Regions from separate parts of the Homo sapiens genome. Here region 1 is linked to region 2. Evidence: chromatin loops called from intact Hi-C (ENCODE). Cell type or tissue: Calu3. All regions are shown on one strand. Links, peaks and the distances in the headings refer to the core of each region. The heading gives the core; the rest is flanking DNA. Region 1 overlaps NR2F2-AS1 (NR2F2 antisense RNA 1). Region 2 overlaps NR2F2-AS1 (NR2F2 antisense RNA 1).

Region 1 (2,925 bases), core at 260-2,759, 85 kb before region 2:
TGCATATACTTTGTTGCCACATTACCAAGTAATTAAAAAGATGCTACTATTGTGATATTTAAGTAGTGAGGATTTTAAAGATACTTTTCTTCTTAGCCTCCTCTGAGTGATAAAGACTTATGCCTATTTACTCATTGATTTTCTTACATGTGATTTTGGTTAATTTAATGGCTTTTAAAATTAGATACTATTTTGCTAAAGTCTACACTGTATATAAATTGAAAACAAATTCAAAAGTATCAAATCTTTTTCAGGAATTGCAATTTGAATGTTCAGTTATTGAAGAGCTACTATTTCAACCCCCCAGGTTCTATTAAAAACAAACAACTAAACCTGTTCTTCTTTCCTAACAACTCTTAAAATTGCAACTGACATGGCTGTGGATGAATGAATATTTAATATGAGTCTTTAACCCTCCTTTCCTATTTACCCTGGAAATGCCTTTAATTTGTCTTTTATGCTTACGTATTTTAAAAAGCATTAGTCAGTATACAAGAATTATTCACTCCCTTTTTAAAATCAGTGAATAAAAATTCTAATTATAGAAAAGAGGTGTGATGTTTATTCTGAAGTTTCAGTAGCATGCTAAGGTTTTTAAAATAAACTAGAAGAAACACTATCCTAGATAAATTAAAATAGGGCAGTTGTTGGGTAGGGTTTACATTCATATCCTTCTGCCTTTTTGCTTTTGGTACAAAGATATTTGGGTTTTTGTCTTCACATACTGTCTATTGTTAACAGAGTGAATTTTTGAAGTTAAAAATATTTTCAAATTGTCTCGCCTTTATAGTCGAATGCATTATTAAATTGAAAAAATAATATTCACTTTTGTGTTCAAATTGGTATGTCCAGGCAATAATGAGAAAGGTATGTTCTGTAAAATGTCTCCTCCCCTAAAAAACAAAACACATAAACATTACATAAATTAAGCTCAAGAGAAAAAACAATTCTTAGGATTCAGTGTGTTTGAACAGTGGAGCTCTTAATAAGTTTTTAAAATTTTTTTATTTTTAAAACCTTAACTATCTTCTAAGATGGGACACTTCAGTTTTACAGTTTTATATACTTTTTGAATTTAAAAGCAAATTTTAACATTGCAGGATTTTTGAAGCGCAGAGAGATTTGAAAAATAAGCCTCCAAAATAAAAGACAGACAAGTGACAGGGCATGATGTCTTGCCTAAGTTTTTATGGACGTTACAAAAGTTTTCTTTTAAAAATTACAATAACATGCTTTTTCGTCAAGTACAAAATAAGATAGGAGGGAAAAAAAATGAAGAAAAAGTCTCCCTCTCACTCTCTCCCACCAAAAGACCCCAAACAACAACAAAACAAAATAAAAAGAAACCCAAATCCTAAACCCCATAAATGGAGCCCCTTACCATGTTGGGAAAGTTTCTGTGCAAACTGAACTGTTTCTGTGGGTCCTGCCAAGCTCCTGGCTGGTCAACTTTTTAAACACGGCAGGCAATGGTTAGACTGAGGTGAGCAGCCTGGCAGCCTAGAGAAGGAGGCAGACTAGAGCTCAGCTCCAGAGACCTACCACTTAGAGGGAAAGTTGGGACAGCAACTGTTGAGAGTTAACCTCTCCTTTCCAAAGGAGGTTTGCAGAGGCAGGACAGTGAGAGCTGATACCACCAATTTTATTCTTTTCTCAGGCATTTCTAACTTTTATGATTTCCCCCCTCCTTCCTTTACTATCTGTCTTTGTGCCTCCAGGGCCAGTGAAAGAGCAGGGCAGATTCTAGATTGCTTTCAGAGTTTGCCTTCTCTGATGATGGATTACCATGTCAATTTAAACAGCATAGGATTAATTTGTTTCAATGATTTCTCTTTAGGCTGAATGCCAGCCGTTTTTCTATCTTTCTCTTTGCTCTTCAGAACAACAACAACAACCAAAAAAAAAAAAAAAAGCCTTCTTTCCATATTCTAAGTTAAGAGACAATAATAGAAATAGACAAGTTAGGTGTAATGTTGCAACACAGTTATAGGTCTGAGTGTTTTTTATCTCTGCCTAAGAGGCTGAAACATACAGTCAGTCACATTAAAATGAAATTGGACTCAACATTTATTCAATAAATACTTGTCTTGTAGATAATCCAGTGCCGAGTGCTTTTGACATATAAGAACTTAATTTGTCTTGGATAACAAGTTATTAATATGGCACATTTAAACTTGCCACCTACAATAAGGTTACTGAGCTCTACAACAAACTCAAATGATCATTGTGAAAAACAGTTTGTGGGAAGAAGGGAGACATTTTTTGAGAATGCTTATATTATTATATGTAAGTATATTCACATACAAACCAGTAACACATAGGGGCACACATGCATGTGTACACACTCTCCCCAACATATGTGTGTGTGTGTATATATATATATACATATATATTCAGATCACATATGACAAAAATGTTCAGTGAAGTTAAAAAAAAGTCCATCCATTATACAGATGTATCTAACCTTTCCTGAATAAGAATGTGTCAGAGAATTTTCTCTTTTGAAAGATTTCTAAAGTGCACTTGAAAAATGCTGTTCAAATCCAATTTTTTTGCAAGACCAAACCCATTATGAGGTTGAAAATGTCACAGAAAAAGCACTTAGGTGCAATCCAAAATCAAACAACCCCTCCACATTTTTTACCTAGTCTGAGCTTGCAGCCAGCCAGAGCATGTTGCTGGTAGAATAAAGCCAATTTAAGTGAAATAATCTATTGCTAAAGTGATTATTTAATTTCCCGCTCTAACAGGAGGTCCTCCAATGGATGCAAAAGGACAGGAGAGACATTTCATCCTATGCACTGAATATATTGGGCAAACATATTTCGAATTACGGGCTTCTTTTCCACCACCCTCTTCTAATTGTCTCTCCTTTTCCCAGCATTCCCTCACACTGAAATTTACATTATAGTTCAGAATAGTAAA
Region 2 (2,925 bases), core at 150-2,649:
CACAACCACGAAATATTAGGCTTGCAGACACTTTGAAGGGTTAGAAAAACGGAATTTATTGGGCAAAAGGGAATAAAAGGGGAAGCAGATTCTCAGCATAGTGAGAGTCCTGCTAGTACAGGCTTCCCACCTCACAGGCTGAATCCCAGGTACCACCCAGGAAGAGAAGGAGCCAGGCTCCTCCCTCCTGCAAATGGCATGAGCTTCCCGAGACTCCACACTCCTCCCAGTGTGCAGGCCAGTCAGAGGTTCTCCAGGACCCCTTTATACGTGGCTGTCTCAGAGGGCAGTCTACGGTGGAAGGATGTGAACCTGGGAGTCAGAGAAACTTGGCTTTAAATCCAGACGCCAGCATTTAACTAGCGATGTGAAGTTAGGCAGATCACTTAACCTCTTTGAGCCCCAGATTCTTCCATTCACATGCTATGAACCTGATACCATCATCATGGTGGGTGCTTCATAGTCAACGCAGGGAAGTCAGATGGAGACTGATCCATGAGCCCCATGACCCAGCTGTCCTGCTCCTGGGAGTGGAACCCATCCCAGCATTGGGTGTGGTGGTGAGGATGGGGTGACTGAGGTGTTTTTCGCTGGGGAGATGGGTAGTGAGATGTCAGGGAGGCTCATCATACAATGCTATGCAGCAGTATGAAGCAGTGCAGATTAAATCTTAAAAACTGACTAAGAGGGAGGAAAACCACAAAAACATCTGTGGGCACCATTTATGTATAAACATACATATGTGTATATATGTAAACATGTATGTATATATATGCTTATACATAAACGTATGTGTATATAAGGTACATATACAGACAGAGCAAGGAAATTTGGGGTGTCTTATGAGAATGCATACAAACTCAAGGATGTCATCGAACACAATACTGCTATTGTTTATGGGTTGTGGGAGGAAAATGGAAGGGGAAAAGGAGATAAAAGTTAATGAACACATGAGTGAAGGGCTTGGCACAAACTTGTAACGATAGCGTGCTATGAGTTGAGGAGTATGACTTACTCAATGTTCTGTCCTGGGTCTAAAAGAAAAAGAAAAGTTCAACAAAAAAGTCAAGGGAAGGGGGAGAATATAATTCTCAGTAATGCTACGGGGGCTTCAGGGTCTGGGTGTGAGGACCGGCACCCATGTGGCTATGGAATAGCTCTCTCCCTTGGCTCTCTCTCTCTCTGTTGAGAGTGGGAAGAAATTTCAGGAGAAATATAAGGCATGGCCCAAGATACTCATTTGCTCTTATGTGAACTCTCGGTCTCTCAGTTTCTAGTTGCCTAAAGGCACTTCTCTAATTTTTCCCAATTCTCATTGCAGACCCAGTTTTGGTGACTTGGTCACTGCAGACCTTTCAGAATGTGTGGTGCTCATTCTTGTTAAACCAGTTGAGAATTTCCCCAATCCTTTGGCCCTGCGCACAAGTGTAGCTGCTCTTCCAATCAATGGGACCTTTGTATGCAGCAGGGCGGAAGGATATTATTATGTGACAAATGACCACAGGGAAACTCCCATTATTTTCCTTGTGTCTGAGAAATTATAAATGTGTAATAAGGAACACTTTGTAGTAACCCTTGTTAATTTATGATTTTAAATATGAATGTGAATTTATTGGAATGACACAATAAAGAGTCACCATGGGCACCGATTATAATTATCACCAAGTACAATGAAGCAGAGAAAGAAACTATCTCGCTCCTAAATGGCATCATCCATATAAGCCTTGCCTTGTTCAAAGCTACTCTGTAGTATTTTCTTTTAAATAAAATAAATAAGGCACAAATAAACAACATAACCTAAAGAGGAGATGGAATGGTCTATTTCTTTTTGTTTTTTGGAAGCTAAATTTTTGAGATAACATTAAAGATAAAAATCAGCAAGACACCTCTGGGCTACGAGAGGCTACTCTTATGTCACATGTCCATTTATCACCATCATCTTCTCTATGTTCTCTTCCCTTCCCCCCACTTTCTCCTCCTCCTACTTCTTGATTAGCCAGTCAGATGTCTTATTCTTCTGAAGGAAGTGATTTGTTCAGAGATGGGTACATGATACCAGGCTCTGCCAATACAAGGCTTGCCTGAGACATTGGTTGGAGATGTAAAGAAAGAAGTATGCTCACTTCTAGAAGAGCCACATATAAACCATTAACTGCAGTGAAGAAAGCCTGATGAAGGATGCCAATGGAGAAGGAAGCAGAGCAGCACAGAGCAGGAGCAATAGTTAGATGCGCATGATGACATTACTTGAGTACCTGGATCCAGCCACACCTGAAAACTGAACTCTCTAAACTCCTCACTTATTGGAACTAATATGTTTCTCCTTTTTGGTTTTAGTTGGTTTCAGTTGACTTTTTACTCATGGCAAACCAAAGATTTTTTTTTTTTTTTTTGAGACACAGTCTCATTTTATCACCCAAGCTGGAGTGCAGTGGCGCAATCTTGGCTCACTGCAACCTCCACCTCCCGGGCTCAAGCAATTCTCCTGTCTCCACCTCCCAGGCAGCTGGAATTGCAGGCATGCACTACCACGCCCAGTTATTATTATTATTATTATTATTATTATTATTATTATTTGTATTTTTAGTAGAGATGGGGTTTCATGATGTTGGCCAGGCTGGTCTCGAACTCCTGACCTCAGGTGATCCACCTGCCTCGGCCTCCCAAAGTGCTGGGATTACAGGTGTGAGCTGCTGCACCCAGCCAGCAAACCAAAGATTTCTGAGTAACACACCAAGTAAGAAAGGCAAACACTGCCACACTGGGAAGCACACACTCATTTATTAAACATTTAGCATGTCTTACTCTAGAACAGGAAGAGCATTTGTACAGATCATATGACTCATTTGAATCAATTTCAAACAAAGAGAACAAGTCTGTGCGTTAGTTCAAAGATGCCTGCCATATCTTTGGGTATCTAAATAA

What was found. Peaks named below come from ENCODE experiments on the same cell type or tissue, not always from the same donor. Only the 100,000 strongest peaks of a DNase experiment are listed, where the experiment ranks them.
Region 1: a loop joins it to region 2, with 4 times the contacts of the local background. A loop is called at or near these places in 6 of 110 quality-filtered maps.

Annotation. Positions count from the first base shown.
Region 1 is chr15:96,315,975-96,318,899 of GRCh38, reverse strand. The region is part of intron 1 of NR2F2-AS1 (NR2F2 antisense RNA 1); the gene reads left to right. Among named protein-coding and RNA genes, the nearest start is that of NR2F2-AS1, 9.7 kb to the left of the region's middle. In Calu3, for the core only: no CTCF peak of the experiment used is centred there; a DNase peak (open chromatin) is centred at 1,489.
Region 2 is chr15:96,230,982-96,233,906 of GRCh38, reverse strand. The region is part of intron 2 of NR2F2-AS1 (NR2F2 antisense RNA 1); the gene reads left to right. Among named protein-coding and RNA genes, the nearest start is that of NR2F2-AS1, 95 kb to the left of the region's middle. In Calu3, for the core only: no CTCF peak of the experiment used is centred there; DNase peaks (open chromatin) are centred at 1,016, 1,406 and 2,046.